Linked DNA regions of Homo sapiens: region 2 is linked to region 1. A link is an interaction called in ENCODE POLR2A ChIA-PET data of the cell type or tissue named here. Cell type or tissue: PC-3. All regions are shown on one strand. Each heading gives the region's core, and the rest is flanking DNA. Links, peaks and the distances in the headings are about the cores only.

Region 1 (16,039 bases), core at 4,848-12,847:
GAGCCACGTGTGATGGTGGGTTCTTGTAGTGTCAGCTACTCAAGGAGGCTAAGGAGGGAGGATCCCTTGAGCCCAGAAGTTCAAGGTTGTAGTGAGCTGTGACCGTGAAACTACACTTCAGTCTAGGTGACATAGAGAAAACCCCATCTCTTTTAAAACAATGAAAAAAGCAATTACTCAAATAATTATCCTTGATAAACTAGAGCCTTTGGACTGGCAAAAGAGCATGATCTGGGTAATGGTGAGTGGAGGGTAAAGTGGTTTTTGTGGTGGGGGGTGGTGGAAAAACCAGTATGGTTTTCTTATCTTCTGAGTCATCTATAAACAGATAATTGATTGACAAGACCAAAAGCATTGTTTTAGGGAAACTGATTTATTGGTAGCAGAGTATGAATATTCAAATATGAGAGGGACTAAAAGTCAGTGTTTCTAATTTATTACAATTGTAAAATTGAAAGTAATGAAAGTGAAAGATCTACAATGCCAATGAAAAGAAAGATTTTAAAGGAAAATATACAGAAAGTAACAACTGAGTAGATCTAAGACTAGAAATACAATTTGAAAGATTTTTTTGACAAGCAAGGCATATGGGATATTATTCAGATTTTGATTCAATGTTATGCTTGTACCATTATTCATCACATATTACTATGTTCTCTAACAGAATAAAATTATTACTTTAAAATCAATCAACTTGAAATGTTTTTTGTTGTTTGTTTTTGCTTCAAGCTTTTTCCTAGATATAGACTAGTTCATTTCTCTTTTTTCAAAGAGACACTGCCCACTAATAAAGGGGTAATTCTGCAAATAAGAAAATGTTCACAATGTAATATACATAAGCAAATAATGCAATTGATAAATAGTGTTCTTTTTGGTAGATTTATCAGTTGTTTTGTTTATAATATGATCATCTTCTTTAACACTGGGAATTCTAAGATTAAAATAAATGTAAATTAAATTTTTTAAGTAGGTTCTGTGTTAGAGAAAATGAAAGGTATAAAATGATTCTGGTTTTATCATATTTCTAAAAGCTTTATAATGTCATTTTGAGTCAAACTAATTATTTTTTTAAATAATTTCACTATATAATTAGGAAGAAAATAGCTCATAGCATAATAAATTAATCTCTTTTTGAAGTCTACGCCAGCTTTGGTATTTGAACATTTCATCCATATTCAAATCAACAATAAAAAAACCACAATGTAGATTTGCTTGCCTTCTGCATTACATTTGCCTATTAGAGTAGATAAATAGCACACATATTTAGATGACAAGTGGTTTTTTTTTTCCTCTGACTATGGGGAAGCATGATATTTTGTGAGTACATGAGTCTCTTTGTGTGTGTGCTATGTAAAGGAAATCAACAGGTGAGAAAAATGTATAGAAACTGATATTTAAAGGTGCTTAAGACCAGTGATAAGTCACAACACCCAACTGCTTATTCTTTCCCATTTGTTATTTATGCTATTTGAAGAATTAGAAAAGTGTTTTCTTCTGGTAAGATGCCTTCCTCCAGGTAAAAGCCAGAAAAAGTAAAAGGCTCGTTCCCCACTATAACTACTTAGCATTCTTTTTGCTTGAGCAAAGTGAAAAACACCAATAGGCCTGCTTATACACAGGCAAAACACACACACACACACACACACACATTTTAAAAATGTCAAATATATATTCATTAGAAGCTGTAACAGAAGAATGTATTTAACTCTGGGGAGAAGACGCTTAACCTGATATTCTTTAAGTTGTTACCTATTCTCCACTAAGAAACTGAGAATAATTAGGAGAATGACTACATGTTGTTGCAAGTAGTCCTAGGTATACGGACACTGTTTATGACCATTTTAATTTCATTGATTATGATACCAAAACATGGCACAATTACTCCTGCTACCACTGACAAAACTATAACTTACATAATGTGAAAATAAAACTGTCATGCCTTTGAATATATTGCAAATATCAAATACTTCTGTGTGCTTTAAATTGACCTTCATAGCTTAAGGTGTTAGAGTTGAGCCCATGTCTTTTCCACAGAGCGAAATTTTAATCCTATCTGCTTCCTAGTCTTGGAAGCATTGTGTTGATTATGGTGACTTTCTCTGCAGCATGTCTTTTTATCAGTTTACAGACGGTGAAAGGGATCAGAACATGCATCCCCAAATATGCCACTTTGTCATATGGGTTATTTTAAGCTGCAGGCTCTTTCTTAAGAAAGAGCACATGCAGGAAGCTGTTTCTGATCTCCCTGTTTCTGCCTAAAAGAAGGTCACAAAGTTTCCCATGATACAAATCCCCCCACCCCTTCCCACTGTATTAGAAAGCAAAAATTGTTCTCGTCACCAGAAGTTATGAGTCAACACTGGAATGGACCTATGCAAACAAGCTTACTAAAATAACCCTAATCTCCTCATAGTTTTCCCCATACATTTCCTAGTTACAAACCCACAATTTACTGCCCCTAGCTCCCTACCTAAATCTCCTTTGTATTATCACTTACTGACAATTTATTATTCTTTGTTTAAAGTGATATATAAGCTTTTGGGCCTAAAAGGTTCTTTGACCTTCATTTTCCTTCTGAAGACTCCTGTGTACACATAAAAATACATTTGTATGCTCTTTTCCTATTAATCTGTATTATGCCAGTTTAATTCTTATATCACCACAGAATGTAAGAGGATAAAGAAGGTTTTGTTCCCCTACAAAGATATTGTAAACAACTGTAAACAGGGAATTTCTTTCTTAATTTCCAAAAATTATTTTTAAAAATGTACCCCAAATTATTTAACCATTCAAAAGAATCACAAATTTTCAAAATGTTAAGAATCAGAATATTTTTTATACCAGGGAAAAAGTATCTCTTTTTTATGGAATTAAAGTTACAGTCCAAGATATGTTAAAAAAAAAAAAAAAACCTAAACTGAATATTTATGGTTAATAGGAGCGCCCATGTCACCTGTTTATGTTCTTATTTCAGAATTAGAAAGACTCACAAAGAAGCCACATATAAATTCATTTAATACTTTATGTAGACTAAAAAATTTTTTTAATCTTACAAATGAAAGATACCTTAATGTCATTGTCTCACCGACATCACAAATTCATCCAAAGCCAAATCCAATAACGTCATCTGAGTTTAGGGATATTACATATACTAACACCTAAAGAAAATTATTTTTATTGGAATTTTATTTCTTAAATTTAGAAAAATACACCTTCTCATAAAATTTCTGCCATTGTTTCTATTTTTGCTTTTTAAAGTGAATGATAATCTTTGTAAACTTTATTTTGATGACAACTTTTTAAATAGTTTGAAATTGAATACATATTTTTTTCTATATTCAATGTTTCCAGTTCTAACTATTTTTATATATGTGAGAGGATTTCAAGGCCAATCACTTTTTTTTACCCATATCTAAAGGTCCTTAGAGATGCCTATTCTCTTATATGGTTTGACTCATGCCATTACAAAGTCATCAACTGGATGGTCAACTGTGTATTCATGCTAATAATACCAGTTTTGCTGTTTTGTGGCTATGATGGTTGGCTCAGAGCAAAATTTGCTGGATGTGTTCTATCCTAGTTTTTACCATATTCATACATTATTTTAGAATTTATGTTTTTAATGAAATGTTCTAACTTAAAAATTATTTTCATATGCATTATAGTCCTTATTTTTTTTCAGTATTTCAAGGTATGCTGTGCCTAAATATGTGCCTTTTAATTTATATGGAAATTAAACTCAGTAAGATTAATGTGTTAGGAACTATAATATAGCAGAACATTGGAAGAGTCGAGACATTGGAAGAGTCGAGACCAGAACCACATTCCTTTCACTTTAACCTAATTTAATATCACTCTGAAGAGTAACTTCAGGATGCATTTGGGCCAACTGGCACTTTGTCTTATTACTATATATTAGCATGCATACAGGTATGTGTAGGCAACACACACACACACACACACACACACACACACCCCTTGAAACGTATACTTTAGATCTAGAAGGGACTTTAGTGTAGTGATAACTTGGGAGAAGTGGCGAGAAAATTAGCCTATATATCAAATCCTGCGTTCTCTTCACGAATATTCAAGCCCAGAATATTATTGTGAAGTTTCAATTATAGAGCACATAGTATCCAAATTTCAACTTGACATTTGAAGTTATGTGTCACCACTATGAAGCTTCTTTTGACACAATTCAAAATGTTTAGTTTTGTTTGCCTTTATAAAGATGTAATGGCAGTAGATATGTGAAATATCAAAACATTTAATTGGATGTGAAAATAAATTAATCTTAGTATTCTTTAAAGTTCTTTTATTTTGCATTATTTTGTCTGCCTAGTGTTCAACTTCAGTTTTCTCTAATAGTGTATGAAATATATGACAGAAGTTTTAAGATTGGGTATTTTGTACATTTAGAATTATTGTCTTAATGTTTAGTCATCATATAATTTATCTAAACTTGGAAGATAATACGCAGAATTGATGTTTTTCTTTAGCAGAGTGTGTGGTTTATAATCAGTAAAATCTTGATCATTATATTATAAAACCTGTATGTAAATAATATGCTTCAGAATCTAATCAGACACACAAGTTTATTTATTCAGTTCATTATCTGTGTGTTTGTATGTATGTCTGTATCTCTGTATGTCTTACAGCTGTTATTTCAAGAAACCAAGAAGGGCCAGGAGAAATGGGAAAAGCTGTGTTGATTCCTAAAGATGACCAGGAGAAAATGAAAGAGCTGTTTAAAATCAATCAGTTTAACCTTATGGCCAGTGATTTGATTGCCCTTAATAGAAGTCTGCCAGATGTAAGATTAGAAGGGTAAGTTTGCATTTGTTATATAATCTTTTATATTCATAATCACCATATTTCAGAATCTCAGAACTTGAGCTAACTCAGATTATATCAATTCTAGCAATGTGTGGTTCTGAGTACCTATCACATAGCAGGAATTTATTGTGCATGCATATGCTGAAAAAGGCGAACTATTTTCTTCCCTGGCAAAGAAAAATACGTTACTTGCAAAGATGCTGCAAAATACTCAGGCCAAACAGGTTTTTCTATGTGAGATGTTTTTTGTTGTTGTCATTTTGTTGTGCTTTCTTTATCGTACCAGATTCAGAGCAAATATGCTCTTTAGTAGATTACAGTCGTATATTGCTTAACACTGCAGAAATGTTCTGGAAAATATGTCATTAGGCAATTTTGTCATTGTGTAAGCATCATAGGTGTACTTACACAAACCTATATGGTATAGACTACTACATTTCTAGGTTATATAATGTAGCCTATTGTTTCTAGGCTGTAACTCTGTACAGCATTTTACTGTACTGAACACTAGAGATAAATGTAACATTATGTTAAGTATTTTTGTATCTAAACATAGAAAAGGTATAGTAAAAACACGGTGTAACAGATAAAAATTTGTATACTTGTATAGGTCATGTAACATGAATGGAGCTTGCAGGACTGAAAGTTGCTCTGGGTGAGTCAGTGAGTGTGTAGTGAATGTGAAGGCTTAGGGCATTACTGTACGCTACTTGTAGACTTTATAAACACTATACACTTAGGTTATACTAAATTTCTTTTTAAAATTTCTTTCTTCAGTAATGAATTAACCTTACATTACTGTGATATTTTTACTTCATAAAGTCTTGAATTTTTTTCACTTTTAAACTGTTTAGTATTAATACTTACCTTAAAACACAAGCATACTATACAGCTGTAAAAAATATTTTCTTTCTTTATATCCTTATTCTATTAGTTTTTTTCCATTTTTAATGTGATTTTCAATTTTTTCTTTTAAAAACGAAGACACAAACATACACATTAGCCTAGGTCTATTCGGGGTCAGGATCATCAAACATCACTAGGCAATAGGAATCTTTCTGATTCATTATAATCTTATGAGACTCTCATCATATATGTGATCTGTCATTGGGTAATGCATGGCTGTATTTGCCTTACTGCATAAAAAGGTCCATATACTTTGCTTATAAAAAGTATACCTGCATTGCTTTTCCAGCACAAAAATAGCTCATTGTCTATATGACTCTTTCACCCTATAAAAGTGGTTTATTATGGTTTCCAGCAATTTATACTGCTGTTTATAATTAGAATGCTTAATTATCAGCTATGGAAGAAATATGCACTTGGAAATAATATTGCACGAAAAATGATGTTGAAAAATTCAACTTTTATGTGATTAACTGTAAGCTATGCTCTAGATAGTTGAACATATTTTAAACAGATGTAATAAAATGAAAGTATTTAGTGGCAGAATTGTAATTCTAATATATGGTCCTCGTAAAACAAACTCTTGGCATTAATAAAAGATGTGTCTTGAGATTTTAGAAAATCTCCAGGTTTACAAATATACTGCAGGACACACTTCCATGTAAATAGAAATTGTTCTTTTAAGCACTTAGTGATTTTTCTCTACATGCAATAGAACATAATTAATGCAAATAAAATTTGCCACCTCTAGTGGGCTACATTACACTACTGTGTCATGATATTAGCATCATATTTACTAACTCTTATTTTTTTCTTTCTGAATTACTTCATATAATATGAAAACCTTGGCTGGGCTTGGTGGCTCATGCCTGTAATCCTAGCACTTTAGGAGGCCAAGGCAGGCGGATCACCTTAGGTCAGGAGTTTGAGAGCAGCCTGACCAATATGGTAAAACCCCATCTCCACTAAAAATACAAAATTAGCCAGGCGTGGTGTTGCATGCCTGTAATCCCAGCTACTCAGGAGGCTGAGGCAGGAGAATTGCTTGAACCTGAGAGGCAGAAGTTGGAGTGAGCCGAGATTTTGCCATTGCACTCCAGCCTGGGCAACAAGAGCGAAACTCTGTCTCAAAAAAAAAAAAAAAAAAAAAAAAGAAAGGAAAAGAAAAAAGAAAACCCTGTTGAGATTCCAGGGCTTGTAATTGTCAGAGGTTTATTTGGTATCTTAGCAACTGCTTTGTGACAACCATTGTATACTTTTGAAATGTCTCTCTCAACAAAATCACAAGTAATTACATATTGTGGACATTTTTGGCCCCTGGGGAATAGTTCAACATTTAATATTAAATTTGTGCATTGCAAATTATTATGTAAAAATAATTTTACATGTAGTCCTGTGCATATGTGTGTGTGTGTGTGTATATATATATATATATTTGTTTGTATATAGATACATTTAAAAGTACATACAATAAGCATATACAAAAAATATATACAATAAACAGTCTTCGAAGCAATTTTGAGCATTTTAGATGCTAAGTTTATAATGTTTAAACATTGCATTTATTACTTTGTTTTATATGCTGTAGTATGCTGTAGTGCAATGGTCCCCAACCTTTTGGCACTGGGGACCAGTTTTGTGGAAGACAATTTTTTTACACATTTGGAGGTGGTGGATTGGGGGTTGGGGGTGATTTCAAGACGAAACTGTTCTAACTCAGTTGATCAGGCATTAGATTCTCATAAGGAGCACACAGCCTAGATCCTTCGCATGCGCAGTTCACAATAGGGTTTGTGCTCTTATGAAAATCTAATGCAGTGGCTGATCTGACAGGACACTGAGTTCAGGTGATAATGCTTGCTCTCAGGCAGCTCACCTCCTGCTGTGTGGCTGGGTTCCTATAACAGGCCAGGACCAGTACTGGTTTTCAGCCCCAGGAACCTCTGCTGTAGTGTGATAAAATGAGTGGCTATGATACTTATATATTCCAGAAAACTAGGTAAACACTATTTCAAGTTTTTAAAAAATCTCGACTTTCAACTGTCAGAATACAAATAAATCAGAACCATGAATTAAAAAAAAAATAAGTCTTCACTGAGCTAATGTTTAAAATATTCATAGCCAGTGATTTTTTTTTTTTCTTTTAAGAATCTCTGCCAGGCACGGTGGCTCACACCTGTAATCCCAGCACTTTGGGTGGGAGGCTGAGGCGGGCAGATCACCTGAAGTCACGGGTTTGAGACCAACCTGGCCAACATGGTGAAACCCCGTCTCTACTACAAATACAAAAATTAGCCAGGTGTGGTGGCCCATGCCTGTAATCCCAGCTACTCAGGAGGCTGAGGCAGGAGAATCACTTGAACCCAGGAGGCAGAGGTTGCAGTGAGCCGTGATTGTGCCACTGCACTCCAGCCTGGGTGACAGAGTAAGACTCTGTCTCAAAAAAAAAAAAAAAAAAAAAAAAAAGAATCTCTTAGCTCTAGTTTGTTGTCTTACTCTAAGAAAAAAAGGATCCCTTGGCATACTAAGTTTATGAGTAAGTCTTAAACTGTGGAGCAATCCAACATTTTAAATGAATAATTCAAGTTGCTTAGCATGTAAAGTACATAAAATCCTGTATATACTGTGGTTATTATTGCTTGAATTTTCATGTTTTACAAATAGTCTCTGAAATAATATTAATGAAAAAACTTTTCATTTTATTTTTATATAAAACTACAGTATATGTTATAAGTAAGAAAACAGTAATACCATCCAAAATTCCTAGACAAGTCACAGTGTATGAGGTTTACCAGGGACATTTGCAAGTCATCTTGAATGACTCAATTGTAGAACTGCCTGGGAACAACTAATGTTGAAAAACTTACCATGAGTCACATATCCAAACTGTTATTTAAAAGATGTAGAAATGTTAATACTCATTTGATCTAGAAAATATTTTTATAATTTGATTATATGCCAGTTACAGTTCAGTTTTTGGATAATTATATCTTAAAAAGATATAGATACATTAAGCTAGCACAAGTGATGACTGATGTAAAGATGTAAAAAGAATAGGATTCTAAAATAATTAATTTACGAAGAAGCTGAATTTATTTTAGTGGAAAACTTGAGTTGATACTTAGAAAGTGTCTGAGTCATCCAAAATGTGAATTCATTCAAATATCTAATCATATTTTACTGCGTTATACCTTTAAACTATTTTGGCTAAATTCAGAAAATTGTCCAAAAAGTTTAATGTTATGTTTGACGCTAATATCAATTTACAAATATTGGAAAACGTATTCGGGGAATAAATCTAAGCATATATGCTATGTTTACACAGAGAACAGACTAGGTAAAAATAGTTTTTCTTGGAGGCAGTTGTGAATAACCATCAGGACAAATTGAAGTTCTGTTCTGTAATATCTATCCCTAGGAATGTTTAAATATTTATAAAAATTTACTTAAAGTATTTAATATTTTAATACACGCAACACATTTGTATGTAATCCTAATTTTTTTGATAGAAGATGCTAGTTACAAAGAAATTATGTTACTTTTATATTTTAAGTACAATTAAGGGCAGATGCCTTATGAAATGTTTTACCTTCTTGAAGGCCCTTCATTCCTGGGATATTTATGTAGTTCTCTCTCTCTCTCTCTCTCTCTCTATCTATCTATCTATCTATCTATCTATCTATATATATATATATATATACACACACTAAAAATTTACATATAAATTTATATATAAATTTTATTTATATGTATAAATAAAATTTTAGACAGCTGTAACCAGCCCTCTCTCTCCTTTGCCCATTCCCCCACAAATAAAATTTTTAAAGTAAATATCTTAATAGCCTATCTGATTCAGAATGTTGAGAAAAATGACTATTAACTAATGGCTCAGCATTAGAGATTTGTTAGCATGTTTCTCATCAATTATGGGGCTAAGATTTGTAAATTTGTATATTTTGGATTTCAGAAGAGCAGGGTTTAAATGCTTCTGTTGTCAGAAAGTAAATAAATAGATGCCATTTTGTTTGGCTTTTAACCTAAAGTCCTTTAGCATTTACTTGAATTCAGTCATTTAATAACACTTCAAGGGCTGGTATTGAGTGTTTTTGAAGGTTATAATGCAGCTAGCATTTAAATATTTTTCATCAGGAAAAAATTGAGAAAATAGGAAATTTATTTTAGCTTTTTATATCCTAGGCCAAATAACTGCTTCTTACATATGCACACTTTCAAGTCAATAAAGAGGAAAAGACTCTAGCAGCCTTACATTATTAGTGGAAGAGGAGCTGTAGCATACAAATTTTGAATAAGTTGCTCTCAAAGGACAAAGAATTTATTTACTACATAAAGTAGGAATAAGACATAGTATATATTTTTTCTGTGCTCAATCTCGTGAGTACGTGCTCATTTATAAGGTTTGCCTTTCCCATGAATTAAAATATGATAAATGTAGCATTGATTGCACAAAGGAGAAATAGAAAATGAGAATATTAATTGGATTTCCAATCTCTGTTCCACATCTTTTCTTTTTAATTTGAGAATTATTGCAACATTTATATGCTGGTAAAAATCTTCCCTGTGAAGATACTAATAATTTCTTTAATAATTTGATTTATGTAATGTGCTCATGTGTAGAATTAATTTCACTATCCAAATTAAAAGTGGTATGTTAGAATGCCTGTATGTTTACATATGCACAATGTATGTGTGTGTGTGTATATATATATATATACACACACACACACGCATACACATACACACACATATATACATACACACTTGAGGAATGTGGATATAAGTATTATTATCATTTGGGGGATAATAACACTGTTACACTGTAAGTTTCCTTTCAAATAAGAAAGTAGAGTAACACATGTCTAGGCATGTTCTCAGAGACACATTTAAGTACGTTGTATGCAGAAAACATGCCACATAACCTTTATTTACACTTGAACTACCCCTCCATAGTTTCATTATGTAATTTAATTTTCTGACACTACTACCTTCAACTTCTAAAAAAAAGTGGTATTATATACATAACATAAAATTGACAATTTTAACTATTTTAAAGCACATAGCTGAGTAATGTTAAGTATAAAGGACATCAGAATATGCTACCCTAAAATATGCGAATTTAGCATAAAGATCCTTTTGAGCTGAAGGCAATTAAGGAAAAGCAGGCACAGGAAACCTCTCTACTCTTCCCCATCTACCTAAAAGTAGGGCATACATTTGACTTATAAAAGCATCCCCCACTCTCATACCAGGAGGAGAAGAGCAACCTTTATTAGCAGAAATAGAAATGCTGTCAGGATAAGCCAGCATAAACAAATCTCACTAAATAACCTTTATTATCCATTAGTTTCCCTCCTGCATTACAGAGTTTCCCACCTTAGAAGCCCCAAACCCTTTTCCTTTGTCTTGCCACTTCTCCACAATTTATCACCCTTTTTTAAAACGTCATATAAACCCACTGAGTGTCACTACTTGTTTGGGTCTTCACTTCTTTTCTATGAAGGTCTCCGTTCATGTGAAAATCAAATGATTATAATCAAATAAAATGTGTATGCCTTTTTTCCGGTTAATCTGTTTTTTGTTAGTTTAATTCACAAGCCCCAGTTATAGAACCTAAGAATGTAGAGGAAAGGTTTTTCTCTTCCCTGTAAGTGAATTTACATTGTTGTGCAATGAATCTTTAGCATTATTTTCATTTTGTAAAACTGAAACTCTATAGCCGTTAAACAGGAACTCCACATTTCTCCAGCCCCTACCAACCACCATTCTATGTTCTGACTTTCTAAAGTTGGTATTTTCAGCATTTATCGGGACCTAATTGTGTACCAATGAAAACTAAAATATACGGTTTTACATTAGAGAATGGAATGACTATATACATATATATGTATTTGAATGGAATATATATATTTGAATGGAATATATATATATATTTGAATGGAATTTTATATATATATATATATATATCTCCTAGTATGTGGCAGTGTGAATTTAGAAGTGCCATTGTATCAAGGCATGATGAAGGACAGTTTTACAGGAAGGTGTATTTGGAACCAAGCTTTGTAAGATGAATTTGTGTAGAATCAGGCTGACACAGAAAGGAGACAGCAGAAAGGAGAGTGTAGACAAGCAAGCCAGTTCTGGTTAGAGGAGGGCCAATGAAACTCTTTGCTAGGAATGTGCATCATAGGTAAACAGGTATGGAGCCTGGCTACTATTTTATTTATACACTTAATAATTCATATATTCAAGTTTACCAAATACCTATTTGTTTGTTTGTTTTTGCAAATTCTAATTGAGAAAGCAGAAAATCTAATTTTCACTTTCTAAATCTACCTGGTAATCATATTTTTACTTATGTTTTTCCTACTTGAGTTATGTAGGCCTGAAAGGGTTTTTAAAATATTATCCACTATCATGGTTGTTAATGTGTTCTTATATTTCTTTCTTTTTTTTTTTGCTGGGATTTTGCTTTTATTTTTTATTTTTATTATTATTATACTTTAAGTTTTAGGGTACATGTACACAATGTGCAGGTTAGTTACATATGTATACATGTGCCATGCTGGTGTGCTGCACCCATTAATTCGTCATTTAACGTTAGGTATATCTCCTAATGCTATCCCTCCACCCTCCACCTTCCCCCCTCCCCACAACAGTCCCCAGAGTGTGATGTTCCCCTTTCTGTGTCCATGTGTTCTCATTGTTCAGTTCCCACCTATGAGTGAGAATATGCAGTGTTTGGTTTTTTGTTCTTGTGATAGTTTACTGAGAATGATGATTTCCAATTTCATCCATGTCCCTACAAAGGACATGAACTCATCATTTTTTATGGCTGCATAGTATTCCATGGTGTATATGTGCCACATTTTCTTAATCCAGTCTATCATTGTTGGACATTTGGGTTGGTTCCAAGTCTTTGCTATTGTGAATAGTGCCGCAATAAACATACATGTGCACGTGTCTTTATAGCAGCATGATTTATAGTCCTTTGGGTATATAACCAGTAATGGGATGGCTGAGTCAAATGGTATTTCTAGTTCTAGATCCCTGAGGAATCACCACACTGACTTCCACAATGGTTGAACTAGTTTACAGTCCCACCAACAGTGTAAAAATGTTCCTATTTCTCCACATCCTCTCCAGCACCTGTTGTTTCCTGACTTTTTAATGATTGCCATTCTAACTGGTGTGAGATGGTATCTCATTGTGGTTTTGATTTGCATTTCTCTGATAGCCAGTGATGGTGAGCATTTTTTCATGTGTCTTTTGGCTGCATAAATGTCTTCTTTTGAGAAGTGTCTGTTCATGTCCTTCGCCCAGTTTTTGATGGGGTTGTTTTGTTTTTTTCTTGTAAATTTGTTTGAGTTCATTGTAGATTGTGGATATTAGCCCTTTGTCAGATGAGTAGGTTGTGAAAATTTTCTCCCATTTTGTAGGTTGCCTGTTCACTCTGATGGTAGTTTCTTTTGCTGTGCAGAAGCTCTTGAGTTTAATTAGATACCATTTGTCAGTTTTGGCTTTTGTTGCCATTGCTTTTGGTGTTTTAGACATGAAGTCCCTGCCCATGCCTATGTGCTGAATGGTAATGCCTAGGTTTTCTTCTAGGGTTTTTATGGTTTTAGGTCTAAAGTTTAAGTCTTTAATCCATCTTGCATTAATTTTTGTATAAGGTGTAAGGAAGGGATCCAGTTTCAGCTTTCTACATATGGCTAGCCAGTTTTCCCAGCACCATTTATTAAATAGGGAATCCTTTCCCCATTGCTTATTTTTCTCAGGTTTATCAAAGATCAGATAGTTGTAGATATGCGGCGTTATTTCTGAGGGCTCTGTTCTATTCCATTGATCTATATCTCTGTTTTGATACCAGTACCATGCTGTTTTCGTTACAGTAGCCTTGTAGTATAGTTTGAAGTCAGGTAGCGTGATGCCTCCAGCTTTGTTCTTTTGGCTTAGGATTGACTTGGTGGTGCGGGCTCTTTTTTGCTTCCATATGAACTTTAAGTAGTTTTTTCCAATTCTGTGAAGAAAGTCATTGGTAGCTTGATGGGGATGGCATTGAATCTATAAATTACCTTGGGCAGTATGGCCATTTTCATGGTATTGATTCTTCCTACCCATGAGCATGGAATGTTCTTCCATTTCTTTGTATCCTCTTTTATTTCCTTGAGCAGTGGTTTATGGTTCTCCTTGAAGAGGTCCTTCACGTCCCTTGTAAGTTGGATTCCTAGGTATTTTATTCTGTTTGAAGCAATTGTGAATGGGAGTTCACTCATGATTTGGCTCTCTGTTTGTCTGTTATTGGTGTATAAGAATGCTCATGATTTTTGTACATTGATTTTGTATCCTGAGACTTTGCTGAAGTTGCTTATCAGCTTAAGGAGATTTTGGGCTGAAACAATAGAGTTTTCTGGATATACAGTCATGTCATCTGCAAACAGGGACAATTTGACTTCCTCTTTTCCTAATTGAATACCCTTTATTTCCTTCTCCTGCCTGATTTCCCTGGCCAGAACGTCCAACACTATGTTGAATAGGAGTGGTGAGAGAGGGCATCCCTGTCTTGTGCCCGTTTTCAAAGGGAATGCTTCCAGTTTTTGCCCATTCAGTATGATATTCGCTGTGGGTTTGTCATAGATAGCTCTTATTATTTTGAGATACGTCCCATCAATACCTAATTTATTGAGAGTTAATAGCATGAAGAGTTGTTGAATTTTGTCAAAGGCCTTTTCGGCATCTATTGAGATAATCATGTGGTTTTTGTCTTTGGTTCTGTTTATATACTGGATTACATTTATTGATTTGTGTATATTGAACCAGCCTTGCATCCCAGGGATGAAGCCCACTTGATCATGGTGGATAAGCTTTTTGATGTGCTGCTGGATTCGGTTTGCCAGTATTTTATTGAGGATTTTTGCTTCAATGTTCATCAAGGATATTGGTCTAAAATTCTCTTTTTTGGTTGTGTCTCTGCCCGGCTTTGGTTATCAGGATGATGCTGGCCTCATAAAATGAGTTAGGGAGGATTCCCTCTTTGTCTGTTGATTGGAATAGTTTCAGAAGGAATGGTACCAGTTCCTCCTTGTACCTCTGGTAGAATTCGGCTGTGAATCCATCTGGTCCTGGACTCTTTTTGGTTGGTAAGCTATTGATTATTGCCACAATTTCAGAGCCTGTTATTGGTCTATTCAGAGATTCAACTTCTTCCCGGTTTAGTCTTGGGAGAGTGTTTGTGTCGAGGAATTTATCCATTTCTTCTAGATTTTCTAGTTTATTTGCATAGAGGTGTTTGTAGTATTCTCAGATGGTAGTTTGTTTTTCTGTGGGATCGGTGGTGATATCCGCTTTATCATTTTTTATTGCGTCTATTTGATTCTTCTCTCTTTTCTTCTTTATTAGTCTTGCTAGCGGTCTATCAATTTTGGTGATCCTTTCAAAAAACCAGCTCCTGGATTCATTAATTTTTTGAAGGGTTTTTTGTGTCTCTATTTCCTTCAGTTCCGCTCTGATTTTAGTTATTACTTGCCTTCTGTTAGCTTTTGAATGTGTTTGCCCTTGCTTTTCTAGTTCTTTTAATTGTGATGTTAGGGGGTCAATTTTGGATCTTTCCTGCTTTCTCTTATGGGCATTTAGTGCTATAAATTTCCCTCTACACAGTGCTTCGAATGCGTCCCAGAGATTCTGGTATGTTGTGTCTTTGTTCTTGTTGGTTTCAAAGAACATCTTTATTTCTGCCTTCATTTCTTTATGTATCCAGTAGTCATTCAGGAGCAGGTTGTTCAGTTTCCATGTAGTTGAGCAGTTTTGAGTGCGTTTTTTAATCCTCAGTTCTAATTAGATTGCACTGTGGTCTGAGAGACAGTTTGTTATAATTTCTGTTCTTTTACATTTGCTGAGGAGAGCTTTACTTCCAAGTATGTGGTCAATTTTGGAATAGGTGTGGTGCAGTGCTGAAAAAAATGTATATTCTGTTGATTTGGCGTGGAGAGTTCTGTAGATGTCTATTAGGTCCGCTTGGTGCAGAGCTGAGTTCAATTCCTGGGTATCCTTGTTAACTTTCTGTCTCGTTGATCTGTCTAATGTTGACAGTGGGGTGTTAAAGTCTCCCACTATTATTGTGTGGGAGTCTAAGTCTCTTCGTAAGTCACTCAGGACTTGCTTTATGAAACTGGGTGCTCCTGTATTGGGTGCATATATATTTAGGATAGTTAGCTCTTCTTGTTGAATTGAACCCTTTACCATTATGTAATGTCCTTCTTTGTCTCTTTTGATCTTTGTTGGT
Region 2 (16,039 bases), core at 4,508-12,507, 140 kb after region 1:
TACTAACATTAGTGGCTGGTCATGAAAACTATGATATAAACTTTTTCTCCTACTCAGACCCATCACATTTCTTCACAGGTTTGGTTCACAGGGTTGCTTGTGAATAATGTTATTAGAGAATGGATTTGCTTGGATACAACTTGGTAAAGAGATTAAAATGTAATAAAGATACAAATTGTCTAGATATTTTTGGTTATGCTATTTGTTATCTGTGCAACGCATAGAATAATTGGCCATTACTGGCTGCAATGAAATATCTATGCTAGCTTGTAACAGCTGTCTTGGAACTAAACAAACTAAAAATTTTGGAGAAGTTAAATATGAGCTTTGTTAGGCAATTTCATGAGGATTTAGAAGATGGTAAAACAAATCCTAGAGTTATGAGAAGATAGGTGAGGTTTGAACTGAGTGTTAAAGAACTGACAGAAGTTAGCTATGTCAGGAATAAGAAAGGCATTTGAGGAACAGAATACCACATCTGTGGAATTAGAATATGTGTCATAAACCTAGCCCTCTTGCATTAATAACATTCATTTCTTCTCTTTCATGACCTCACAAAATCTCATCATATGAGTGTTTCTCTGGAGAATTGTAAGCATATACTGTATTGGTAAACCAACAAAAATACTCGTCTACTATCTAACCAATCATGAATACTATCTGTTTATTTTATTCATCTATATATATATCTATCTAATTTATGTGTATGTGAGTCTATGTTAGCATAAAAACTAAATATTTATGAGGGCCCAAAATGTAAGTCTCTAGTGGTAGTTACTGTAGAAGCTATATTGTAACAATGATGTATGGATAAAAATTTTACAGTATTAGATGTCTCTATAAAAATAAATGCTGAATGGTACTCGCAAGACATCCTGAATGAGTTGGAACTAGGATAGTAAAGGAAATTATAAAATTATGGAACCCTGAAAGATGGACAGGAATTAAATGCATAAAAAGAAAAAGAAATCGAATGAAAATTATACAAAAATAGTAATGTATAAAGTATACATTTTCATTTCCATTAATAAATAAAGAAGTGAATGATATTTTATAGGGCTTATCCAGAAATACACATTGGAAATGTTTTGTTGGAAAATCAATCTAATTGAGAAAGTTTTTCTGTCTTCTTGAATGATACCATTAGATGGAAATAAAGGTACACACAAGAAAAATAAACAATTAACTTCTGAACCATGATAAAAACACTTTTGAAAATATTATTCTTTAACAGATACAAGGATATTTTAAACATACTAAGCAGAATGTCCCTGTATATAGCAATAAGCCAGGAATACCTGGCTTTTTAGTGAATTTCAGTACATTAAGTAACCAACACTCTTATTAGAGACCAATGTCTAAAATGTCAACTTTGAGAAACATACTTCATTGCTGTGGCTTTCTGACCCTTCTCTGCTCATATGAACAGATATTCCACGTGCATGTTACCCTTAAAAGTCTTTATAATCTTTCTGATCCCAAACATAAAGGACTTAAATTCAGCGGTTTGAATTTATGGCAATAAAAACAGCTATATGAAGAATGTTAATGTGCTCAGAATTATTGAACAGACAAGTTTCATATCCCCTTAAGGCCAAATTTCACTAGAGCCTCCCATTAAGTGTGCTTAATCAAACAAAATGATGCTGAAAATTAAGTCAATTATCCTGCTGATTTACATTTGAAATGTCCCTGAAATATTCTAATAAAGAAATGTTTAACTTTCTTTTAAATCTAAATATATGCTGCCGTGAATTGACTTTTAGCTATTTATTTTACAAATTAGGGTTTCATTTTTCTTACGTGGAAAGGGAAAGTTAAAGTAAATAACTTGTAAAAAAATAGCTTTAAAATTTTAAAAAGCATTTATACAGATTGGGTTTGATTAATGAGCTACAACTGCCATTAAATTCAAATGAAATGTGCAAATAAGTTTAAGTCAGGAAATTTACTGGTTAATTTTAAAATGTTTGTCAGTTCTTGGGCATACTCAGTCCCTGGTCTCGGTTTCCTAGAACTTATGCTAGAGGGAGACCATAGACGATAAATGAGTAAGCAGAAATATTATTCTGTTAATTTCAGATAAAGTCAAGTGCCTAGAAGAAAATAAAATAAGGTAAAATGTTGTGAATGACAGAGGTGGAGGATGAAGGGTAGAGAACTACATTACCTAGAGTGGTCAGAGAAACCCTCCCAGGGGACATTTGGGCTGATACCAGATGACAGGAAGCATCTATCTATGCAAGGATTTGCAGGGGGGAACATTCAGCATAGAAAAAAAATGATAAATGCAAAAGGCCTTATGCAGCTATGAAGTGAGCTCAGTTCTCCTGTTCCAAGTCTATAGGATCACAAATAGCCTGAAGAATTGGGAGGGTTAGGAGAGAGGTCATCCTCTCAGAATAATGTTTTGGTTGACTGATTTGTTCAGCATACAATTAATGTGTACCTATTTGCCACATACAATCACACACTACATAATTGTGTTTTGGTCAACAACGACACATATACAATGGTGGTCCCATAGGATACTACTGTATTTTTACTATATCTTTTCTATATGTAGATATTTTTAGATACACAAATACTTACCATTGTGTTACAGTTGCCCACAGCATTCATTACAGACACATGCTTTTCAAGTTTGTAAGCTGTACCATCTAGGTTTGTATAAGAACATTCTGTAATGTTCACATGATAATGAAATCACCTAATGGTGCATTCCTCAAACTGTATCCCAGTCTTTCAGTGTTGCATGTACACCGAGTACAGTTACAAAAGATGTACAAGAGATGTTTTCTAAGAGATTATATTTTGATGAAGGCTTACATTTGAATAATACATAATAAAATAAATAATAATAAAATCATTTTACAAGTATTGTTATAATGGATCTAGTATAGATTAAATATATAAGAAGGTTTTTTCTCATTATTTTGTTTCTTATCTTGAATGCATTTTGTAACATTTGCATTATACTTCAGATCACCTCTAAGTATCAGCCAACTATAAATCAACCCTCATTTTACCTATCAATCAGTATAAATATTCACATACCTAAACCTGCAATAGACCCTGTGGATGGCATATACGCAAGGTGTGGTTCTTGATTTCTTTCACTGTGTGGGTATGTAAGATAGCAAATAGCACCTGATAATGTACGAAGTTCTAGGTATCATTTGAAGATGCAGATATATAGTGCATTAAGTTCAAAGGAGGGAACGATTGCTGTGGTCTAAGACATTCATGGAAGAATTTAGAAATAAAAAATTTAAGGGTATATGTAGTCTTGTGAAAAGAAGCAGAAAAGCATGGCCTGGAAATCTGTGTACTCTCAGTTTACAAAGTTCTCTGCTGCTGTGATCCTTGATATAGTTTGGCTGTGTCCCCACCCAAATCTCATCTTGAATTGTAGTTCCTGTAGTCCCCACGTGTCATGGAAGGGATCCAGTGGGAAGTAGTTTAATCATGGGGGTGGTTACCCCCATGCTGCTCTTGGCACTTCTTGCTTGGCATTTCTCCTTGCTGCTGCCATGTGAAGAAGGTCATGTTTGCTTCCCCTTCCACCGTGATTATAAGTTTCCTGAAGCCTTACAAGCCATGCTGAACAGTGAGTCAACTAAACCTCTTTCTTTATAAATTACCCAGTCTTGGGTATGTCTTTATTAGCAGCATGAGAATGGACTAATACAGTAAATTGGTACTGGGGGTACCAAAAAGATACCCAAAAATGTAGAAGTGACTTTGGAACTGGGTAACAGGCAGAGGTTAGAAGAGTTTGGAGGGATCAGAAGACAGGAAGATGTGGGAAAGTTTGGAAGTTCCTAGAGACTTGTTTAATGGCTTTGAACAAAATGCTGATAGTGATACGGACAACAAAGTCCAGGCTGAGGTGGTCTCAGAGATGGGGAACCTGTTGTGAACTGGAGTAAAGGTCACTCTTGCTATGCAAAGAGAGTGGCAGCATTTTTTGCCTGCCCTAAAGATCTGTGGAACTTTGAACTTGAGAGAGATAATTTAGGGTATCTGGCAGAAGAAATTTCTAAGCCGCAGACCATTTAAGAAGAAGCAGAGCCTAAAAGTTTGGAAAATTTGCAGCCTGTTGATGCAATAGAAAAGAAAAACCCATTTTCTGTGGAGAAATTCAAGCCTGTTGCAGAAATTTGCATAAGTAACAAGGAGCCAAATATTAACCACCAAGACAATGGGGAAAAGGTTTCCAGGGCATGTCAGAGACCTTCACAGCAGCCCTTCCCATCACAGGCCTGGAGGCCTAGGAAGGAAAAATAGTTTAGTGAGTTGAGCCTAGGGCCTCCCTTGCTTGTGTGCAGCCTTGAGACTTGGTGCTCTGCATCCCAGATGCTCTAGCTATGGGTAAAAGGCATCAGTATACAGTTCAGGCCATTGTTTTAGGGGGTGCAAGCCCCAAGCCTTGGCAACTTCCACATGCTGTTAGGCCTGTGGGTTCACAGAAGTCAAGAATTGAGGTTGGGGGACCTCTGCCTAGGTTTCAGAGGATGTGTGGAAATGCCTAGATGTCCAGGCAGAGGTATGCTGCAGGAGTGGAGCCCTCATGGAGACCCTCTTGCTAGGGCAGTGTGGAATGGAAATGTGGGGTGCAAGCCCCCACACAGAGTCCCCCCTGGACATTGTCTAGTGGATCTGTGAGAAGAGGGCCACTGTCCTCCAGACCCCAGAATGGTAGCTCCACCAACAGCTTGCACTGTGTACCTGGAAAAGCCACAGACAATCAGCCCCAACCCAGGAAAGCTGACAGGAGAGGGACTATCCCCTGCAAAGCCACAGGAATGGAGCTACCCAAGGCCGTGGGAGCCCATCTCTTGTATCAGTGTGACCTGGATGTGAGACATGGAGTCGAAGAAGATCACTCTGTAACCTTAAGGTTTAATGACTGCCCTGTTGGATTTTGGGCTTGCATTGGGCCTGTAGCTTCTTTGTTTGGGCCAATTTCTCCCATTTGGAATGGGTATATTTACCCAGTGCCTGTACCCCCATTGTATCTAGGAGGTAACTAACTTGCTTTTGATTTTACAGGCTCATAGGCAGAAAGGACTTGCCTTGTCTTAGATGAGACTGTGGACTGTGGATTGTGGATGCTTTTCTTTTCTTTTCTTTGTTTTCTTTTCTTTTCTCTTTTCTCTTTTGTTTTCTCTTTTTTTTTGATGGAGTCTCACTCTGTTGTACAGGCTGGAGTACAGTGGCACAATCTCAGCTCACTGCAACCTCCTTTTCCTGGGTTCAAGCAATTCTCATGCCTCAGCCTCCCAAGTAGCTGGGACTACAGGTGTGGGCCACCACATCTGGTTAATTTTTGTATTTTGAGTAGAAACGGAAAATGCAACATCTGCATCTTCACCATATTGGCCAGGCTTGTCTTGAACTCCTGACCTCAGGTGATCCATCCACCATTGCCTCCCAAAGTGCTGGCATTAAAGGCATGAACCACCAGGCCCTGTCAGACTGTGACTTTTGAGTTAATGCTGAAATAGGTTAAGATTTTGAGTTAATGCTAAAATGAGTTAAGATGCCTCCTCATTGGGAATGCATGATTGCTTTTGAAATGTGATGACATGAGATTTGGAAGGGGCGGAATGATATGATTTATGTGTGTCCTCACCCAAATCTCATCTTGAATTGTAGTTCCCATAATCCCCTCATGTTGGAGGGATCTGGTGGGAGGCAATTTAATCATGGGGGTGGTTAGTTGAGTGCTGCTGTTCTCATGATGGTGAGTGATTCTCACAAGATCTGATGGTTTTACAAAGGGCTTTTCCCCCTTTTGCTGGGTGCTTCTTGCTGCTACCATGTGAAGAAGGATGTGTTTGCTTCCCCTTCCACCATGAGTGTACATTTCCTAAGGCCTTCCCAGCCATGCTGAACTGTGAGTCAATTAAACCTCTTTCCTTTATAAATTACCCAGTCTTGGGCATGTCTTTATTAGCAGCATGGGAACAGACTAATACACTCCTACTTTGTTCTTTGAGGCATATCTAAGTTTAGAGTAGAACATCTGATTTCCTGCCTTTTGTTTTCCCTATGGAAGATTACATGAATGAAGTATTACTAAAGCATTACATGTGTATCTTATAAAACTAAGATTTAAATGGCAGGATTAATAAAGTATTTATTAAAAATTCAACAAATTGAGCCTATTATTTTTATATACCTATATCTGATCCCTTAAAGACATCTAGGACAAAATTCCAAATCTGTTGTTTTTGTATATGTTCAGTTAGGAAACCTACTGAACCTCGCTCGTCAAAATTAATGCATTCAAAATTGAATCTATGTATTTTTTATTAAAGAGCCAACTTTAAATCTCTATGGTAACGACTGCAATAAATGTGCAACATCTTAAGCTATGATTATATTGTCACACTTAGTGATGTCTATCTTCATTACATGACTACCAATCGTTTTACTGTTGTTCTAGTCAACCAGAAATGTAGTTAAAAAAGGAAACCAATTATGAGATTTATTTAAATAAGACCGAACAATTTCTGCAATAACAGATTCTAGATACTAGGACTGACTCTGAGTGTGTGAGATAATGTTGAGGGGAGAATTTCATCCAACTGTAAAAAATTGAGTGGTAAGTACCAATACGTAATTACTACTGAGAAATTAAGTATAATTGAAAAGCTAGTTGTTGATTTTCAGTACTACCCTTAAAAATTATATTCAACCAAACAATATTTACAACATTTTCAAAATTCCAAATTTGATGCATTAGGAATTCTAAAGATGTTTTATAATTGTCAAACTAACCATGTGGTTACACTGCAAATATGCCAAAATTGAAATAAACATTTTTGGTATGGAATTATTAGCATTTCTGTACTGCCACCATGATACACCTGCATGTGATAATATATTTCTGCATGCCCTACTCTATCATCAAAGTTTTGGCAACATTTTCCCACTTACTTGCTTACTCCATAGCCTAGTAATATGTGATCCCTGACCAAAATATTTTTTCTCTATTTTAAGTGGTCAACCAAATTCTATATTTACTTTTTAAAATCCTATATTTTAGTTGGTCAACCAACTTTATATTCCATATTATTAATTGGCCAATAAAAGCTATTTGCATTTGCGAAAAACATCATAACTTATGGAATTCCTAAATTAAGATAAAAATCTATACAAAACTTTAAGCGTACTGTGTCCCACACTAATCCTGTAATGGTCTATTTGGATAGTAATTAGACCTGATGGAAGACTACTGCTCCTTCATCATTTCTCTGACCCTACAAGAGAAGACCTCAGGAACTGCAAGATTTCTTTTCATATTTGGGGAACAAAATGGAAGCTCTTGATTCTATAAAGTTATGGAAAGTTAAAGATGTACCAGGAGCAGTTGGAAATGTGTTGCAGGGTTGAGGCAAAGGATAAGGAATTAAATGGGTGTATGAGGATTGATTAATTTGCCAAGGAAGAAAATAGGGACAGCAAAAGAGCAAGGCATTTCCTTAGGTAGCACCTACTTTAGGGGTGGGAGAAAGAAGAAAAAGTGATTGCTAAGTCAAAACTGTCAGTGAAGAACAAATAAAATGTCACAAAAACTTAGAAAGTTATGGTGATTGTCAACAGTGTCAAATGCTACAGAGAAGTCAGGAAGTAGGAATAATGTAAGCTCATAAAAAGTTTCATGAGCAGTTTCAGATGATGGATTCAAGATAGTGGAATATAAGATGATAAGATAATTGGATTGTGAAAACATGTAGTGGGGGAAAAATCTTTTTAAGACATTTGCCCGCAAATAAGAAGGAAAAATCATAGTAACTTTAAGGTTAAATATGAGCAAAGTAATTATTTTGTATTTTCTATCATTTCATTTTATCATAAATTTAAAATAAAATATCATCTATTATATTTTAGATAGGTAAAATATCTAAAAATGAATAAGGAACTAGTTTTAAATATGCGGTGATATCTAAAAAGAAAAAGAAAGGGATAATTGATGAGATAAATACCTACAGGTATTGGACAAATGGTATAGCAATAAAGAATATCTGTGTGACACTTAGTTTACAGTGCAGTTTCACACTCATTATTTTACTATGTCCTTACCAGAACACTCTAGATGAGTTCTTATTATCATCTTATTCTATAGTTGAAGGTTCTGAGCCTCAGATAAATTGTCATGTGCCTAGAAATTGGCAGGGCTAAACATCAAACTCACATCTCCTGACTCCAAGTCAGGAACCTTAATACGAGTTCAGGAGACCAAGGGCAAGGGTGAACTTCAGAGAAGAGGATTGACTTTCTTTCCTAAAATGGAAAGAAGAAACTAAGGATATTTGAGACATTTCGAGGTAGAAATGAGTAGAAAATCAGGTGAGCTCTTTTTGATCTCAAGGAAAGTGGAGGCAAGAGATTATTTTCAGAGAAGATAGAATTTATATGGAGCTTGATAACAGGTGAAAATTTTGGATTAATCACAGCTTCTTCAACAAGCATTTGAATGAGCATTTGATGTTCTCTATGGAGCAACTTTTAAATTTCACAAGAATAACATTTTGAAGTACTAGTGTACCAAGGAAATTATCTTTACTGGACTTTAAGCATCATATCTAAAGAAATAAACTTTGCACTCCCCTCTCCTTGTTTGTGACTGACAAGTTAGCAAAGCAATATGCCAAATGTTGCTATTTCATGGTTATTTCTTTACTCTTCTAAAGTGTAATGTAACCTTCATTGACTATTACCAATTAATTTTTTTAATAAAAAACTGTCAAAAGTAGAGTATTAATTTCCTTCTTAGGATGTTTGTGGGTTTCTTGAATAAGTACTTGAGGTGACATTAACATGGATATTTTTAGGTGTTTCACATTGGTTCTTGCCAAACTCTATATAGCAAAAAAAAAAGTGCCTGTAAGATGAGTTTTGAGAGGTACTCATATTTTCCATTGACAGCATTAGAATTTTAGATATGCCCCCTAGGGAAAGTACTTATTTGAAGCAAAACTTACAGCTTTAAAAAATAATGTCTTAGGTTCTTGACTAGAAACAAAATGACTCTAGCTGATTAAAAGCCAGGAGAAAGGCATCCTGTCTATCACGATGGTGGGGGTGAGAAACTCTCAAGTCCCCTTCTTGTAAGCATGAGAGACTGTTTATTTATTTATTTCACTGTCAAATGCAAACTGATGACTAGACTTTAACTTTAATATGCCCAGTTTTGACATTCACAACTAGACTGGCCTGTAAGCTACTAGAGAGCTATGTATTATTATTATTCTTTTTCTATGCCCCAGAGCCCAGCATTGTGCTTGACAACACACAAAGTAATTGGCTAATATATATTTGCTGAATATATGCCAGCCAGGATCTTAGAAAAAAATTCTCAAGAGGAGACAGGTTGTCCTATTTCCTCAAATTTATCACAATTCTCTACATTTGGGACACACATGACCACTTTACAAATTACACAGGAAATTTAATTGAAACTGAAATTCTGTAACTCCAATTAGGAGAGGTGGACATTTACAGATGGAGAGACTGAAGGAAAACTTTTTCTGAGCTACCAGGTTTTCTTTTCCACTCAAGTTCTTTTTATGTATTGCTGGCATCTGTGAAAGAGCAAGAGATGCCATATATTGCAGCTGGGTACCCAGGTGGTCTACTGATATTCAAAGGGGACTGGTTTGGCATGAATTCTAGGGCAGCGTCACGCAGCTGTCATGAGCCACTCTGTGGCTAGAAGCAGCAGATGTTACTGATATCTGAAAGGCAGTCACATCAGACATGGGAGAAGACCAATGTAAAATGCAAGGTATCTGACCTACATATCATTTAAGAAATCACACACATTTTCCATTCAGTTTTCAAATTTACATCCACATACAATTTTTTTCACAGTTGAGAGTAATTGATAGGCTTAATTATACAACGAGGAAAACAAAAATTCCAATAATTCTACTTTTGTCTTAATAATCACTTAAATATACTGAAAATACTTTCAAAGCCTCCAGGATGTATTATACCTTAACATTATTAATTATTAAAAGATGAAAAAGTGTTACTGTATCATATATTATTTTTGTTTCCTTTCTTCATGAGTTACTGTTTGAAACAATTTGTGCTCATAAAAAAGCAATGCTTGTTTATAATGTGAAAACCTAACCATTAATTTCTTAAGCAGAACCATCTTATATTATGTAGGATTTCTAATATCTGACAGATGGCCTTACATTTTTTATTTCTTGCCTGTTATATTCATACATTTTATTTACACAGAGAACGGAAGATTTGCCACAATACAATCAGAACCATGTGTTGTATTGTTGATCTAAAGGACAATTGGGATTTTCTGAAATATCAGCAGCCCTAATAAGATGTGGAGTAATGACATGTAACAATTTTTCTGATTCCAGAAAACACAAAAGCCATAAAGTGTGGTGATCAATCCTAAAGGTCAGAAAACTCCAAGGCAAAGAAAGTTGTCGAAAGGCAAAAAGTGACAGTAGATTGTACATTAGGAAATGTTGGCATGAGTATTTTGGGGGTAGCTTCACTGTGTTTTTGAGCTGCTAGGAATGGGTTTCTGGTTTTGAGAGGAGTGGGAGATGAGATTAAAGGCTCCATCTGTGATCAATACCACTTCACCATACCTCTCACACACACCGGTTCATGCACATTTTGTTCTTAAACACATCCTCTCCTTCAACTCTACATTCAGTCTATACACACCTTTGCATTCTTTCACTCTACTTTTTCCTCTCCCTTTCCGCACCCCCACTCTGCCCCCACCAGCTGCTCCCTCAAAAGTCAGTTGCTAGGCCTTTGGAAAAGCAAAAGATAAAGTATGATTGAGAGGCATCCTTTAAAAAAACCTACTTCAAGGTCAATTTGCTAATTCCTTTAGAAAATGAGTAAGTATGAAAAGGATCATTTTGAATTTGGGGCTTTCAGGAACTTCATTACTAAATTAAGACAGAAAGTACTTGATAAGGGAAAATACTTGATAATTGGACATTTTAGAAGCAAACTGACATTGGTGGGATAAATACATGGGATGGATTCAACTCAGCATTGTCTACGTTTAATGCCAACTTTAACATCTCCAAATTACCCTAATAAGGCTATGACCTGAAAAATTCTCCTAAAGGAGAACAAAAGTGCTCTTCCATTTTTTCTCGTTTTAAAACATCTGTGAGCTTTCTAAACGAGAGGAATTCCCATATTTGAGGGGGAAAAACACATTTATTGCCTCATAATAAGTTTTATAGTCTCAGCTCCTTTATTCTTTCTCTTGTTCATAGAATCATATTTTTATTATATTCTTTTAATACAACTAAAGTAAAATAAGCTTGCCTAAGTAGGAAAAGTTTTATTTAAATTTCGGAGGGTTATATCATTCCCATCTAAAAATATGATCTCTACAAGTGGTTTGTGTACCCTAGGTAAAAAGACTAATCTAAATCATAAATATATGGCCAAAAACACAAAGCCATCATCAACCTCATTCCCTCTTCTTCTGCATGTGAGTTTTCTAAGGACTCTCCAGATTAAATGACTTGTTCCAAATTCTACAATCAGTTTGTGTCTATTTCAAGAACAGAATGCAGCTTTCCAATTTTAAATGTGATGCTTTTTTTATTTTCCATGCAAAATATTTTGTTTAAAAAAAACATTAAATTATCAAGTATTGGAAAGAATCCTCAGGTGTGCTGAATCTCCCTCTGGCTTCTGGCAGGTGACCACTTAAAGGCTACAATAACTTGATGTAGAAAAATCTTCATCTTGAGATGTTATCATTACCTCAGACTTCAACTCTAGCCACCACTCCCAAGTAACATAAATCTAGATTACACTGTGAAGTTAAAAATAGGTCAAGAGTCAACCAAACAACTAAGAAGGCATTCTCTCAATCAAAATGACAATGAAGAAAAAGTGGCAAGTTTCATATCAAGAATGAGGAGAAAAATGCCTACTGTAACCTTTATGTCTGTTCCATTTGAATGACTTTCATGCCTTTTGTGTTTGTGCATGCCAGTTTATCAAGGATCATAGTGCCTTCAGCATCTCAATGAAGGCCTTTTTAGACTTTGTTTCAATTCTAAGAATTACGGGATTTGTCATCAGGCTACTTGAATATATGGAAAGTGGAGAGTTGATATACTGATAGGGATTTTTTTTTATTATTTTTGAAGCAAACAGGAATATGGAACAAAATATTTTGAAAATTAAGTCACCAGTATCTTCAAGTTTTCCCTTTACCAAAATTGAGAAAATAACAGCTGTTTTTCCTGATTCCATTACATGGTAGATACATTTTGTGTGCCTTGTGTAATTTTTCTCATTTTTCTTTATCAATATTAATAGATCAATGATCAATTATTATTGAGCACTGATATGAGCTAAACTTTTTTTAGACTTTGCAAACACTGAGAGAATGGTATCTTTAATTTCTGATTTTTTTACTATATATAAATTATACTTCGAGATCGCACCACTGCACTCCAGCCTGGGCGACAGAGCGAGACTCCGTCTCAAAAAAAAAAAAAAAAATTATACTTCAGTTTCATAATGTAGAAACGTGATGCTTTTTCTTAAAGAGATAACATGAGTGGGGCTATAAGGCTAATATATACAAAATACACACACACATACACACATCTATATGTGTGTGTGTGTATATACACACAAGCACATACACACAGCCTCACATCCACATACATATACATGAACATTTATCTAGATGACAAACTATAGAATTGAGAACTCAATGGGGTGATATAGAGGTAGGTAGATAGTAAGTTCTATAAATCAGTGAAAATTTGAGATCAATGAAACCTATCATAGTCAAAAACTGTTTACAGGAAGAAAACAAATGTGGGCTGTGCCTGATAGGGAGGACATAATAGGTAAGGGAAAGTACGTATATTCTTTTATTTTTATGTTTATTTGTAATTAACACATAATAACTGTGTATATTTGTAAGATACATTGTGTTGTTAGATCTGTGTATACATTATAGAGACAATCAAGTCAATTAACATATCCATCACCTCCCCAACTTATTTTTATATGTGTGATGAGATGTTAAAATTATACTATTTAAGCAATTTTGAAATACAAAATACATCATCATTAACTGTGGTCACCCTGCAGTGCAATAGATCACTAAAACTTATTCTTCCAGTCTAACTGAAGTTTTTTGTCCTTTGACCAACATCTTCTCTTTCCCCATCTCTCCCCGATTCCCTGTAATCTACTTTCTCTTTCTATGAGATTGACTCTTCTAGATTCCTCATGTAAGTGAATTTATAAAATATTAATCTTTCTGTGCCTGGCTTATTTCACTTAGCATAATGTGCTCCAGTTCCATCCATATTATCACAAATAACATAATTCCCTTCCTTTTTTCAGCTGTGTAACATGCCATTGTGCATATATATATATGTGTGTATATATGTATCTGTATACATATAGCTACACACACACACACACACACACACACACACATATATATGTATCTCACATTTTCTTTATCCATCCAGCCATTGATGGCAGGTGCTTTGGTTGCATCTGTATCTTGGCTATTCTGAGTAATGCTGAAATCCACATGAGAATGCAGATATCTCCTTCATATATGAATTTCAATTCCTTTGAATATATACCCAGAAGTGGGATTGCTGGATCATATCGTAATTCCAGTTTTAGCTTATTGAGGAACCATCAAACTATCTCCCAAAATAGCTGTACAAATATACATTTCCACCAACAGTGTACAAGGGTTCCCTTTTCTCCACATCCTCATGTGGAGAGTGAGGATTCGGAGAATAACTGTGAAATATAACACTTATTATCATTCATCTTTTTTATAATAGCCATTCTAATAGATGTGAGGTGATATCTCATGTGGTTTTAATTTCCATGTCTTTAATGATTAGTGATGTTTCACATTTTTTCATAGATGTTAGTGATTCATATCTTTTTTTGAGAATTATCTGTTCAGATCACTTGCCTATTTTGAAATTGGGTTATTAATATTTTTGCTGTTAAGTTGTTTGAATTCCTTGTTTTTGATACTAGCTCTTTATCAGACATATGGTTTGCATATATTTTCTCCCAGTCCATGAGTTGTCTCCTCACTCTGTTGTTTCCTTTGTTATGCAAGAGCTTTTTAGTTTGACACAATTTAATTTGTCTCTTTTTGCTTTTGTTGCCTATACTTTTGGAGTCCTAGCCAAGATATCATTGCCCAGACTAATATCATGGAGTTTTTTCCCCATGTTTTATTTGAGTAACTTTACAGTTTCAAGTCTTATATTTAAGTCTATATTTTATCCAATTTGAGTTGATGTTTGTATATGGTGTGAAATAGTACAGTTTTATTCTTTTGCATGTGGATATCAAGTTTTCCCAATGTCACATATTAAAGACATTCTCTTTCCCTCATTATGTGTTCTTGCCACCTCTGTTGAAAATCAATTTATAAATACTTAGGTTTATTTCTGGGCTTTTGATTCTGTTTTACTGGTCTATGTGTTTGTTTTTATGCCAGTCCCATGCTTTTTTGATTTATAATAGCTTTATAGTGTATTTTGAAATCAGGAAATGTGATGCTCAAGCTTTGCTCTTTTTGTTCAAAATTTCTTTGGGTATTCAGAGTCTTTTCTGCTTCCATATGAACTTAAGGATTATTTTTTATATTTCTGTGAAAATAACATTGCAATTTTGATAGGTTTTGCATGGAATCTGTAGATTACTTTAGGTAATATGAACATTCTACCAATATTACCTGACCATGGGATATATTTTTATTTATCTATGTCTTCAATTTTTTAGTCAATGTTTTATAATTTTCAATAAACACATCTTTCACCTCCTTGGCTAAATTTACTCCTAAGTATTTTTTATGTTATTGTAAATGGGATTGTTATTTTCCATTTCTTTTTAAGATAGCTCATTATTAATGTGTAGAAATACAAGTGATTTTTGTATTTTGATTTTGTGACCTACAAATTTGTTTATCAGTTCTAACAGTTTTTTTGGTGGAGCTTTTAGGGTTTTCTGCATATAAGATCGTGTCATCAGCAAACAGAGATAATTTCACTTCTTCTTTTCATATATGATGTCTTTAGCTTATTCTTGCCTAAATGCTCTGGCTAGGATTTCAAGTGCTATGTTGAATATAAGTGGCAAGATTGGGCATTCTTGTTGCTGACCTTACAGGACAAGCTTTCAGCATTTCACTGTTGAGTCTGATATTAGCTGTGGCCTTATCATACATGGCTTTTATTGTATTGGGGTACATTTATTCTATACCTAGTTTTTTGAGAGTTTTAAACATAAAGCGATATTGAATTTGTCAAATTTTTCTGCTTCTACTCAGATGATCATGTGCTTTGGGTTCTTCATTTTGTTAGACATGCCTTACAAGAAGTACTAAAAGGAGTTATTCAACCTAAAGGAAAAGATACCCCTAAGTAGAAACAAAAATATATAAAAATATGGTCAGAGTGGATGCAGGTGTGAGAGGGTCCAGCAGAAGGAAACATGGCTGCCAGCATGTTTGAGTCTATTAACAAGTTTGGCCTGGCCTTATAGCTGTTGTAGGAGGCATGGTGAACTCTGCCTTATACAGTGTGCATGCTGGACACAGAGCTGCCATCTTTGACTGATTCTGTGGCATACAGGACATTGTGGTACAGGAAGGGACTCACTTTCTCATGCCATGGGTACAGAAACCAATTTTCTTTAACTGATGTTCTTGACCATGTAATGTGCCAGTCATCACTGGTAGCAAAGACTTACAGAATGTCAACATCATACTTTGTATCCTCTTCTGGCCTGTTGCTAGCCAGTTTGCGCACATCTTCACCAGCATCGGAGAGGACTACAATGACTCTGTGCTGCCATCCATCACTACCAAGACCCTCAAGTCAGTGGTGGCTCACTTTGATGCAGGAGAACTGATCACCCAAAGAGAGCTGGTCTCCAGGCAGGTGAGTGATGACCTTACAGGTCATCTTTGGGCTCATCCACCCACCTTTGGGCAAGCAGC

What was found. ChIA-PET counts read pairs that join two places held together with the same protein. Peaks named below come from ENCODE experiments on the same cell type or tissue, not always from the same donor. Only the 100,000 strongest peaks of a DNase experiment are listed, where the experiment ranks them.
Region 2: POLR2A ChIA-PET joins it to region 1 with 17 read pairs; 2 of 35 experiments call an interaction of 5 or more read pairs at or near these places.

The regions. Positions count from the first base shown.
Region 1 is chr2:154,135,679-154,151,717 of GRCh38, forward strand. It overlaps GALNT13 (polypeptide N-acetylgalactosaminyltransferase 13), which reads left to right. Exons shown (of 13, transcript NM_052917.4): 4 at 4,659-4,827. Among named protein-coding and RNA genes, the nearest start is that of GALNT13, 270 kb to the left of the region's middle. In PC-3, for the core only: no CTCF peak of the experiment used is centred there; no DNase peak of the experiment used is centred there; H3K27ac peaks cover 1,464 bases.
Region 2 is chr2:154,271,058-154,287,096 of GRCh38, forward strand. The region is part of intron 8 of GALNT13 (polypeptide N-acetylgalactosaminyltransferase 13); the gene reads left to right. It also overlaps the pseudogene PHB1P4. Among named protein-coding and RNA genes, the nearest start is that of GALNT13-AS1, 180 kb to the right of the region's middle. In PC-3, for the core only: no CTCF peak of the experiment used is centred there; no DNase peak of the experiment used is centred there.